Linked DNA regions of Homo sapiens: region 2 is linked to region 1. The links are chromatin contacts, found by Hi-C or POLR2A ChIA-PET in ENCODE. All regions are on one chromosome and are shown on one strand. Each heading gives the region's core, a stretch centred on a gene start or an enhancer-like site at or near the end of the contact. The rest is flanking DNA. Distances are from core to core; before and after follow the strand shown.

What was found. Hi-C counts contacts between places; a loop is a spot of excess contacts on that map. ChIA-PET counts read pairs that join two places held with the same protein, here RNA polymerase II (POLR2A).
Region 2: a map of pancreas shows a loop between it and region 1 (2.5-fold over the local background). The contact joins the enhancer-like site here to the promoter of CDH16 in region 1. A Hi-C loop is called at or near these places in 2 of 168 maps with a recorded cell type or tissue (endothelial cell of hepatic sinusoid and pancreas). POLR2A ChIA-PET finds 5 or more read pairs at or near these places in 1 of 52 experiments (HEK293).

Annotation. Positions count from the first base shown.
Region 1 is chr16:66,916,084-66,922,009 of GRCh38, reverse strand. It overlaps CDH16 (cadherin 16), which reads left to right and starts at 3,125. Exons shown (of 18, transcript NM_004062.4): 1 at 3,125-3,206; 2 at 3,932-3,989; 3 at 4,285-4,368; 4 at 5,581-5,736; 5 at 5,807-5,926. The coding sequence starts at 3,945. RRAD (RRAD, Ras related glycolysis inhibitor and calcium channel regulator) reads left to right here. Exons shown (of 5, transcript NM_004165.3): 5 at 1-325. RefSeq lists an enhancer at 1-368.
Region 2 is chr16:66,976,427-66,981,578 of GRCh38, reverse strand. No RefSeq gene overlaps it. Among named protein-coding and RNA genes, the nearest start is that of CES4A, 9.6 kb to the left of the region's middle. Within about 2 kb of position 2,363, at least 2 of the 41 ENCODE cell types and tissues checked have a DNase peak (open chromatin) inside an H3K27ac peak, as active enhancers do.

The sequences.
Region 1 (5,926 bases), core at 1,876-4,375:
CCCGGGTGCCTCAGAGCAGGCTCAGACTCTGGGTCCCTCGGAGCTGCCAGCCGGGCACCCCCAACCTCATGGTCATGGACAGATAGACAGTGCTGCCCTGCGAAGTGGCTCTCAGGGGCCAGTGAGGGCTGGGCCCACAGAGATGCATGCGCAGGCTCATATGCGTCCCAAGCAGCCGCAGCGCAGCCGCCGGGCAGGCCTGCGTGCCGGGAGAGGACTCTGCCTTTTTTCACAGCCCGGGTGTGCCTGCCCTGGAGGGAGGCTCTTCAGTGCGGTAGCTATTTGTTTACATGCAGATTTTTGTAATAAAGGCTATTTCCTGATAGTCATGGCTGTTGACTCTCTTTCCTCCTATCTGGGCGCTTCAGGAGCTGGAAGGATTTCTGAAGTTGAGGGATGGGGGCTCACTGCCCCACCCTAGTGTGTGGCCATGATGTGTTAATGTGAGGGTCCAGATTTAGCCAGCTGGGATGGGCATCGGGTCTGGTTAGAGGTTCAAGGAGCAGGAGACACAAACCCCTCCCAGTCCCTGTTATCCAGATTCTTCTCTTTCTGCACTGGGGCCTGGCGTTGCCCAACTGATTGAGGGTTCAATCACTTCACTGTCCATAAAGGGAAACAGGCTGCTCAGGGGAGCACATTCTGCCCTGGGTCTCACAACCAGGCAGGAACCCTGGGTCTCACAACCAGGCAGGAACCCTGGGTCTCACAACCAGACAGGATCTGGCTCCACAGCTGGTATTTCTGCCCTGTTCCCTCTTGAGGGGCTGGAATCAGCTGAGGTTGGGGATAGAGACCTCCGAGGGGTGGTTTGTGAAGGCACACACAGCTCCACATGGCTCCTCCACCACTTCACTGGGGTTGAGCTACGGAGGAGGCACTCACTGTTCTCTCTACCATGAGTATCCAGGCCAGAACATTCCATGCTCAGCATTGGCTAATTCAGTTTTGGTGGGAACAGCTGCCGGGAGCCCGCCCTGCCTGGAATGAGAGGTCTTGCATTTGTATAGGAAGGTGTACTCGTGCTTATGTTTAGGGATGCACCTGTCTCCCTGCCCACCCATGCCCATGGCTCCCTCACCCTCGGCACAAGTGCTGCTAAGAGTTTTTATCTACATGGTCTCAGGAAAAACCATCCCCATCTGGTGCTGGGTGGGAAGTGGCTGAGTGGGGACTGGTATACAGGTCTGCCCATCTCCAAAGCCTGGAGGCAGCCTGGGGCGAGGTGGGGGGCAGTTTCTAAGAAGGTTCTGGGCCAAGGTCCATACATTCCTTCCTTAGTTCAATTTATTCAATTTATTCATTCCCTCACCCTCGGCACAAGTGCTGCTAAGAGTTTTTATCTACATGGTCTCAGGAAAAACCATCCCCATCTGGTGCTGGGTGGGAAGTGGCTGAGTGGGGACTGGTATACAGGTCTGCCCATCTCCAAAGCCTGGAGGCAGCCTGGGGCAAGGTGGGGGGCAGTTTCTAAGAAGGTTCTGGGCCAAGGTCCATACATTCCTTCCTTAGTTCAATTTATTCAATTTATTCATTCCACAGACTCCAGGGAGCCCTGGCAACCTGGTTAGAATCCTGATTGCAGCTTATTGAATGGCAGGAGGAGGCTTGAGGGCTGCCCCTCCATGTACAGGGGAGCGCTGAGATTCACCCACGTGCTCCCCAGGGCAGAGGTAACTGCTCAGAGCTGTTGCTGCTCTGCCCCTCCTCCCCACATACTTCAAGGAATGCAGAAGGCATGGTATTTTCAGATCAAGTGAGGGTCCCCAGGCCTTCCTGGCTCTGTCACTTATTGACTGTGTGACCCTAGGCAAACCACTCAGCTTCTCTGTGCCCCAGCATGTGCCCAATGCCCCTTCAGAACGCAGTATGTGGCATAATGAAGGTATGTGCTCAGAGCAGTGCTGGGCACAGAGCAGGAGCTTAACACGTGTGAAACCCCCTTCAACCTCCCCACACTACACTGCTCCAGGCTGGGTGCCAGAGTGACCCTGAAGCAGGCACTCAGCTTGTGACAAGGCTGGGGGCAGCTGGGGGTAGCTTCTGGCCTGAGAGAGACTAATCAGATGTACAGTGGGAAGGACTTCGTGGGGACCATGGGAAGCTCCAAGGCTGGAGAGGGACTGGAGACCTTCTTCCCACCCTCTCCCCTCATTCCAGACTCCCAGGCCCCAGAAGCATCTCCTGGCTCTGCTTGGCTGCCCTCATTGCGGGGAGAGCCCCTGTTCAGCCCTGCAACTCCCTCAAGGTCACCTGAGCCAGTTTAATCTTCTTAGGGGCATGAGACTGCCCACTGTCTCAGCCCTGTCACTGTTGAGTGGCCAGTGTAAGGACTTCGGGAGCTCATAGGCTGCTGCACTCCCCCACCACAGGTCCCCCTGGGGGGGGTGGTCTGGAGCCCCAATACCCACTTCCACTCATGTACTGCTCACCCATCCTTTGCAACCTCCAGCTCCTTGTCTTAGTTCCACAAGCCATGCGGAGCTGCCAGGGCAGAATGAGAGCCAGGTCATTCCTGAGTCCCTGAGTTCTGCTCTCAAAGGGCTCCCAATCTAATGGAAGAGGCAGACAATGACAAGCTGGTGTCCTCTGTGTATTAATAGAGATAGCACATGGCATGGTGTGAGGGGGAGGGGCATTCCCAGAGGAGGCTCCTGAACAAGCCTGGGAACATAGGGGAAGTTTCCTGGAAAAAGGAATATTTGAGCTGAGCACTGAAGCATGCATGAGCAGGTGCTTACCACACAGATGAATGAGTGGGAAGGGTGTTCCATGCAAAAGGAACAGAGTGTGAAAAGGTGTGGCTGCAGACACTGGAGCCTGGGAGATAAGTCAGACCAAGTCTGGAGCCACAGAAAAAGTAACGTCCAGAACCAGAGGGCCAAGGAATACCTCCTGGGCTGTGCTGGGGTCGAGGGAGTGCCAGGCCAACCATCTCCCCACCTCCTGGAGCTGGCAGTCACGGATGCTGAGCAGCTCCTGGCTTTCCAAAGTCAATGAGTAACTTGGGGGGCTGGGCGGGGCCAGGCCTGCTGCTGTGGGCCCAGTGGCCTTTTCCACTCCTGAGCAAGCGTGGCTGAACCCTCCTACCTGCTCAAGTGCCCTGCCTTGCCCCACCCAGCCCAGCCTGGCCAGAGCCCCCTGGAGAAGGAGCTCTCTTCTTGCTTGGCAGCTGGACCAAGGGAGCCAGTCTTGGGCGCTGGAGGGTGAGGGGCTGGGAGTGGAGGGGAGGGCATGGCTGAGGCTGAGGTTGGTGGTGGGGAAAGGAGAAACACTGCCCTGTCCTCGCCATCTGGGAAAGAATTCCCAGGGCCTCATCTTAGAGGGGTTGTCGATTTGTCGCTGCTCTGCCTGCCCAGCTCCATGACAAGGGCTGGAAAATGATGAGACAAGGGCCGGGCTCCTGCTCCGGGGGTTCTCCTTGTCTAGAAGGTGGCAGTGGGAGGCAGGACAGTCCCAGAGGCCCTGAGCTAGGAGGACTCCTCCTGTGGTCAAGTCCTCTGTGACCTTGGCCAGACCCCAGCATTCAGGCCTTGCCTGCAACAAGAGGTGACTTCAGGAAGTGACCCTCCAAGTCTTCAGGAACTTTCCAGCTTCAAACTTTTGTGATTTGGGGGATTGCTAGAAAATTACCACTTTGGGATCTGCGGCCTGGGGAGGCTATGGTGAGAAGGAGCTGGAGGTCTGGAGGTGAAATTCTGATAGAGTGCTTGATGGACCAAGAGCCTAGAAGCAGGGTGGCTGGGCCTGGGGGCCTTGGTGGGCCTGGCCGAGGAGCAGGGCACTACCCTGCAGGAGATGGAGAGCCTCAGCTCCTTTGGAGGGGAGGAAGAGAAGACTAGTCTGCAGTACGATCCCACTAGTTGTGTGTGTGGGATGGAAAGCCCCTCCCTACCCACCTGGGCTGGATCCTCACTGCCGTGTCCCTCAGGCCTGTCCTGACCATGGTCCCTGCCTGGCTGTGGCTGCTTTGTGTCTCCGTCCCCCAGGTGAGCTAGGCCCTGCCCCCTCTCCTTCAGGTCTTGGCTTTGGGGGTTGACACCCTTGCCCCCAACTCCACCTGGACCAATTGCACTGACCGTGAGAACGGTGCAAGGCATGGGAGGGGTCAGAGCTGGGACTATAGAGCCACTGTGGGATGAGGAGGTCAAAGACCAGAGCGCGGGTGGATGGACTAAGGTACAGCCAGGCCCTGGGAAGGGGCGGAAATTCCGCTCTTCTGTTGGGTCTCAGTGCCCACGCAGGAAGATAGAGCCTGGTGACAAGGTGAGAATCCTCCCACAGGCTCTCCCCAAGGCCCAGCCTGCAGAGCTGTCTGTGGAAGTTCCAGAAAACTATGGTGGAAATTTCCCTTTATACCTGACCAAGGTGAGCCGGAGAGCTGGGGTTGGGGCCGGGGGGATCCCTCCCCGCAAAGTCCTGCTTCTCCTTCCTCTGGCACCCTTCCTCTTGCTGTTTCTCTTTGAAATCCTGCTTTCCAGAGAGTATGTACACGTTACACAGGTTGAGTGTCCCCTATCTGAAATGCTTGGGACCAGAAGTGTTTCAGATTTTGGATTTTTTTTTTTCTTCAGATTTTGGAATATTTGCATATATATCATGAGATATCTTGGGGAATGGAACCCAAATCTAGATAGGAAATTCATTTATGTTTCATATACATCTTATACACATAGCCTGAAGGTAACGTTATACATTTTTTTTTCTTTTGAGACGAAGTTTCGCTCTTGTCGCCCAGGCTGGAGTGCAGTAGCATGTTCTCAGCTCACTGCAACTTCCACGTCCTGGGTTCAAGAGATTCTCCTGCCTCAGCCTCCTGAGTAGCTGGGACTACAGGCATGCACCACCACTCCTGGCTAATTTTTTTTTTTTTTTTTTGTATTTTTAGTAGAGACAGGGTTTCGCCATGTTGGCCAGGCTGGTCTTGAACACCTCACCTCAGGTGAGCCGCCCGTCTTGGGCTCCCAAAGTGCTGGGATTACCACTTTGGGATTTGCGAGCTGGGGAGGCTATGGCCAGAAGGAGCTGACAGTACAGAGGTGAAATTCCGACAGAATCCTTGAGTGGCCAAGAGCCCAGTGTGAGTCTGCTCCTGGGCGAATATTTTTAATGATTTTGTGCATGAAACAAAGTTCTGACTATGTGTTGACTGTGACCTGTCACATGAGGTCAGATGCGGCATTCTGTACTTGTCACATCATATTGGCGCTCAAAAAGTTTCAGATTTTGAGTATTTCAGATTTCAGATTTTCGGGTTAGAGATGCTCAACCTGCAGTGGGAATGACTAACAGATTTTAATCCTAGTGGAGAGCAGAGCTTTAGATTAAAGAACGAAATCTCGGTGGTGAGGTTTCAAGCTTCAGAAAGAAGGGCAGAGAGTTTTGGGGAGCATCAGGTCCAGGGAAAAGAGTTCTGGCTCTGAGTCTCAGTCCTGATGCTTACTGGCTGTGTGACCTCTGACAGGAGCCAGATGTCTCTGAGACTCAGTTTCCCCACATGTAAAATGAGGCCATCAGGTGGAGGAGGGGCATCTCCCAGGCCTGGCCACCGCTCCCTTCACTTCTGTTCATTTCCATCAGTTGCCGCTGCCCCGTGAGGGGGCTGAAGGCCAGATCGTGCTGTCAGGGGACTCAGGCAAGGCAACTGAGGGCCCATTTGCTATGGATCCAGATTCTGGCTTCCTGCTGGTGACCAGGGCCCTGGACCGAGAGGAGCAGGCAGAGTACCAGCTACAGGTATGGCTGGGCCAGGTGTAGGGGAGAGCAGGCAAGGCAGAGCCAGACGCTGACTCCCCTTCCCTGCCAGGTCACCCTGGAGATGCAGGATGGACATGTCTTGTGGGGTCCACAGCCTGTGCTTGTGCACGTGAAGGATGAGAATGACCAGGTGCCCCATTTCTCTCAAGCCATCTACAGAGCTCGGCTG
Region 2 (5,152 bases), core at 1,114-3,613, 60 kb before region 1:
TTGGGAGGATCGCTTGAGCCCAGAAGTTTAAGACCAGCCTGGGCAACAAAAAGTAAAAAAGATGAGCCAGGCATGGCGGCATGTGCGTGTAGTCCCAGCTACTGGGGAGGCTGAGGTGGGAGGATTGCTCGAGCCCAGGAGGTTGAGGCTGCAGTGAGCTATGATTGTGCCACTGCACTCTAGCCTGAGCAACAGGGCAAGATCTTGTCTCAAAAAAAAAAAAAAAAAAAAAAGAGAGACCCTTATATCACACCATGTACAAAAATTAACTCAATATGAATCAAAGTCCTAAATGATGTAAGAGCTAAAACTATAAAACTCTTAGAGGACATAGAGGTAAATCTTCATGGTTTACTGACATATTCTTAGATATGATACCAAAAGCATGAGTAACAACAACAAAAATAGGTAATTCAGACTTCATCAAAATGAAAAACTTTTGTGTTGCAAAGGCCACTATGGAAAAATGGAAAAGACAACCCACAGAATGGGAGAAAAGATTTGCAAATTATGTGTCTGATAAGGGACTTATATCTGGAATATATAAAGGTCTCTTACAATTCAACAACAAAAAGACAACTTAATTTTTTTAAATGGGCAGAGGATTTGAGTAAATCTTTCTCCCAGGAATATAAAAAGAGCCAAAAAGAACACGAAAAGATGCTCGACATCATTAGCCATCAGGGAAATGCAAATCAAACCAATATTAGACACTACTACTTCACACCTACTAGGATGGCTAGAATTAAAGAGTCAGATAATAAGGCCAGGCATGGTGGCTCATGCCAGTAATCACAGCACTTTGGGAGGCCAAGGCAGGTGGATCACTTGAGGTCAGGAGTTCGAGACCAGCCTGGCCAACATGGGGAAACCCCGTCTCTTCTAAAATTATAAAAATCAGCTGCGTGTGGTGGTGGGCGCCTGTAATCCCAGATACTTGCCAGGCTGATGCAGAAGAATTGCTTGAGCCTCGGAGGCGGAGGTTGCAGTCAGCCAAGACCGTGCCATTGCACTCCAGCCTGGGTGATAGAGCAAGACTCTATCTTAAAAAAAAAAAAAACTCAGACAATAAATTTTGACAAAAAAGTGAAGAAATCAAAACCCTTACAGATCGCTGGTGGGAATATAAACTGGTGTAGAAAACAGTGGTTTTAGAAAACAGTTTGGCAGTTCCTCAAATGATGAAACATAGAGTTACCATATAACCCAGCAATTCCACTCATAAGTGTACAGTTGACCCTTGAACAATGTGGGTGTTAGGGGCGTTGACCACCATGCAGTTGAAAATCTGCATGTAACTTTTGACACCCAATAAACTTTACTAATAGCATACTGTTGGCTGGAAGCCTTACTGATAACATAGTCATCGATTAACACTTTTTTTGTTTGTTTTTTATTTTTGACACCCAGGCTAGAATGCAGTGGCACGATCTCGGCTTCACTGTAATCTCCACCTCCCAGGTTCAAGCAATTCTTCTGCCTCAGCCTCCCAAGTAGCTGGGATTGCAGGTGCCCGCCACCATGCCAGGCTAATTTTTGTATTTTTGTTTCCCAGCTTTATTTTGCCATGTTGCCCAGGCTGGTCTTGAACTCCTGGCCTCAGCTGACCTGCCCACCTTGGCCTCTGACAAACTCCAGGAGCCACAGTCCAGGCCCAAAAGACAGAGGGGACTCATGAAGGCATCTGAGGGAGAGCAGGGCTGGCCCCTGTCATCTCCCTGCGGGCTGTCCAGCCCCAGTCTGAAGCCACTGCCTTGCAAAACCCCTCCTCTGGGCCTCCCTTGCTGGCCTAACTAGAATCCCAGTCCCCCCACCCAAGTCAGCCCACTAGACCCCAACTCCAGCACCTGGAAGGCCACCCTAGACACAAGGGCACATTCTGGAGGGGAAGGACTTGCAGTTTGAAGGCCAGTAAACTTGGGTGTGAGTCCTGCCTTTGTTCTCACTGTGTGGCCTCAGGCACGGTACTGCCCCTCTCTGATTCTAATTTCCTCATCTGTAAGGTGGGGTCCTCTCGGAACCCCAGAGGACGGCCCAGAGGCCTGCGGGAGAGGCCGGGTGTGAGTAAGCTTGAGCTCAGAGGAGAGCTCAGTGGGTGGCCGGGAGAAGCCTGGACCTCACCCCTACCCGCACCGCCAGCGATTGCCTTGTTTCCTGGGGTCCTGGTCAAGGTCTGAAGAGTGGGAAGGGGCCAGCTTGGGGGCAGCAGGGAGGGGCAACGTCACCCGAAGAGAGGCTCCAGTGGCAACGATGCCCCAAAGTGTGGGAGGTCTGGGGGTGATGGGAAGGAAGGCAGGCAGGCTAGGGCAGGGAAAGAAGGCCATGTGGGTGCCACTGCAAGAACCAGAGCTGGCGTTCCCCTGCCAAGTTCCTTCCTGTTCTTGGAATAGCCTTCCCGGAGCCTGGGCAGGCTGGACTGGGAACTGGGGTGGAGGCTGCGGGGGCGTGCAGAAGTGGAGATGGGGGGTGGCTAAAACCCAGGAGGTGGGGCTATAGACAGACTGGGGAGGAACTTGAACATGGCTTCCCTGAAGTCCCCAGGGAGGGACACAGACTCTATATGACACTCAACCTGCCATTCAGAGCCTCCCAGGGGTCCACCGACCAATTCTTTTGGGCAGCTACAGGCTCAGAAGTTATTTATTTACTTAGAGACAGAGTCTCACTCTGTTGCCCAGCCTGGAGTGTTGTGGCTCAATCAGCTCACTGTAACCTCGAACTCCTGGGCTCAAGCCATCCTCCTGCCTCACACTACTACAGGTGTGAGACACAACATCTGGCTAATTTTTAAAACTTTTTGTACAGATGGGGCCTTGCGATGTTGCCCAGGCTGGTCTTAAATTCCTGGCCTCAAGCGATCCTCCCACCTCGGCTTCCCAAAGTGCTGGGGTTACAGGTGTGAGCAACTGCCCCTAGTCCCAGAAGTTATTTTAAGGTGGAAGAGACTCATGCCAATATTATGATGCTCCCTGACATACCCCAATTCTTCCATGTTTGAGTTGTAGTCGAGGAGCCATATGATTTTTTTGGACATTGCGAGCAGAGTGTTTATACCTGTGCCAGGGAGCACTTATTTAGCACTGGCTGTGTGTCAAGCACGACTCTAGGTGCTTCATGGCTAATGATGTTTCAGTACTCACAGCCAGACCTGGGAAGGGAGTCACTAACCTTACTCTCATTTTACAGATGAGAAAACTGAGGAACAAAGAGGATACACAGCTTACTCAAAGATACACATCTGTGGTCGAGTGCAGTGGCTCATGCCTGTAATCCCAGCACTTTGGGAGGCCGAGGTGGGTGGATCACTTGGGGCCAAGAGTTAGAGACTAGCCTGGCCAACATGGTGAAACCCCGTCTCTACTAAAAACAAAAATTATCCAGGTGTGGTGGTGGGCGCCTGTAATCCCAGCTACTTGGGAGGCTGAGGCACAAGAATCATTTGAAGCCTGGAGACAGAGGTTGCAGTGAAGCAAGATCACACCAATGCACTCCGGCCTTGGTGACAGAGTGAGACTCTATCTCAACAAAAATAAAAAATAGAAATAAAATAAAGAGAAGATACACACCCAGTAAATGGTGGAACTCGTAGGAACCCTATCCGTGAGCGTGTGTGTGTGAGACTGTCGGGTTGTGTGAGTAACTAAGGTTGGCCTTGGGTAGATACTGGAAGCATCTGCTAGGACCTCATCCTGTGGCGGGGTCCAGGTGTGCACGTCTGATCCTGCAGCGCCCCCTGGTGCTCACACTCCTGCACTGTTCACTTGGCCCTTCCTGTGGCCCTTCCACTGGGAGGCTCCCGGGTCCACCAGTCCCTGTCCTGCAGGGCCACGCCTGTCTGAGTCTTTGGCTTGCTCCCTTCAGCTCTGCATGGCTGCTGGGTCCTAGGGCATGGAGGGGCCTTCAGGGAGCCTCAGGGAAGAGAGAATACAGAGGCATGAGGCCTGGAATCCCCTCTGCCTGGTAGGTCATATCCCCCGACCCCTGGGGCAGTACCAGACATTCTCCTCCCTCCCTGGGTGAAGGATGCCCTTGGCGGAGAGGGCTGGAGCTAGGACAGGGTCTGAGGCCTCAGCAGCCGGCTTGCCCACCCTCTCCAGGGCCTGCTGGTGTTGGCGATACCCAACCTGGTAACACCCCCCCGCTACACTCCCATGGCTGCCCTGTGGGGGCCACCATCAGGCCCAGAGGAAGAGGCCTCTTTGTACATCCAGTGTGGCCCACACCAGACCCCTGATTTCCGGGTCCACTCCTGCTTGCCTTAAGGCTGCCCTATCGGGGCTTCTTTTCCCCAACCTCTGTGTCTGGTCAGTCGCCCGGTCTTGTCTGCGGACTCTAAATCTAGAGCCCACCAGTGCCTCTCCATCCACCTGGCAGCCCACCCTGGTCCCCTCCCTGTTCTCCCTGCTCTCCCCCTCCTCTCCCCCCTCCCAGCCACCCTCCTCCATACAACAGGGCTTCCATGAGCGTCAAGTCCATGCCGACCCCTGTCGCAGCCCACAAGTCCTCTCACGTCTGCTCTTTGCTGACCTCTCCAGCCCTGCAGAGCCGCGATTCCTCCACACATTGCATCCTTCAGGCCTTTGCTGCTGTTGTTCCCTCTGCCAGGCACGCCCTTCCCCCGCTCCCCACCCTTCCAGTCTTCTACGCTGGTCTGCACGGTTGAGTAACCTCTGTTTATTCCTCGGGTCTCAGCTGAGATGTCCCTCCTTCCCTGTCTCCCAAGTCTGGGCTGGTCTACGTCTCTGTGTCCTCACAGCCCTTCGTGTCCCAGTTACACACTGTATTATTGGGGCCTGTTTTGTTTTGTTTTGTTTTTGAGACAAGGTCTCACTCTGTCACCCAGGCTGGAGTGCAGTGGCGTGATCTCGGCTCACTGCAACCTCTGCCTCCCGGGTTCATGTGATTCTCCTGGCTCAGCCTCTCTAGTAACTGGGACTACAGGTGCACACTAGCACGCCTGGCTGATTTCTGTATTTTTTAATACAGAGAAGGTTTCGCTATGTTGGCCAGGCTGGACTCGAACTCCTGACCTCAGGTGATCCACCCGCTTCGGCTTCCCAAAGTGCTGGGATTACAGGCGTGAGCCACCGTGCCCGGCCAGGGCCTACTTGTCAAGCTCTACCAGCTTGTGGGGATGAACTTCCCTGGTGGA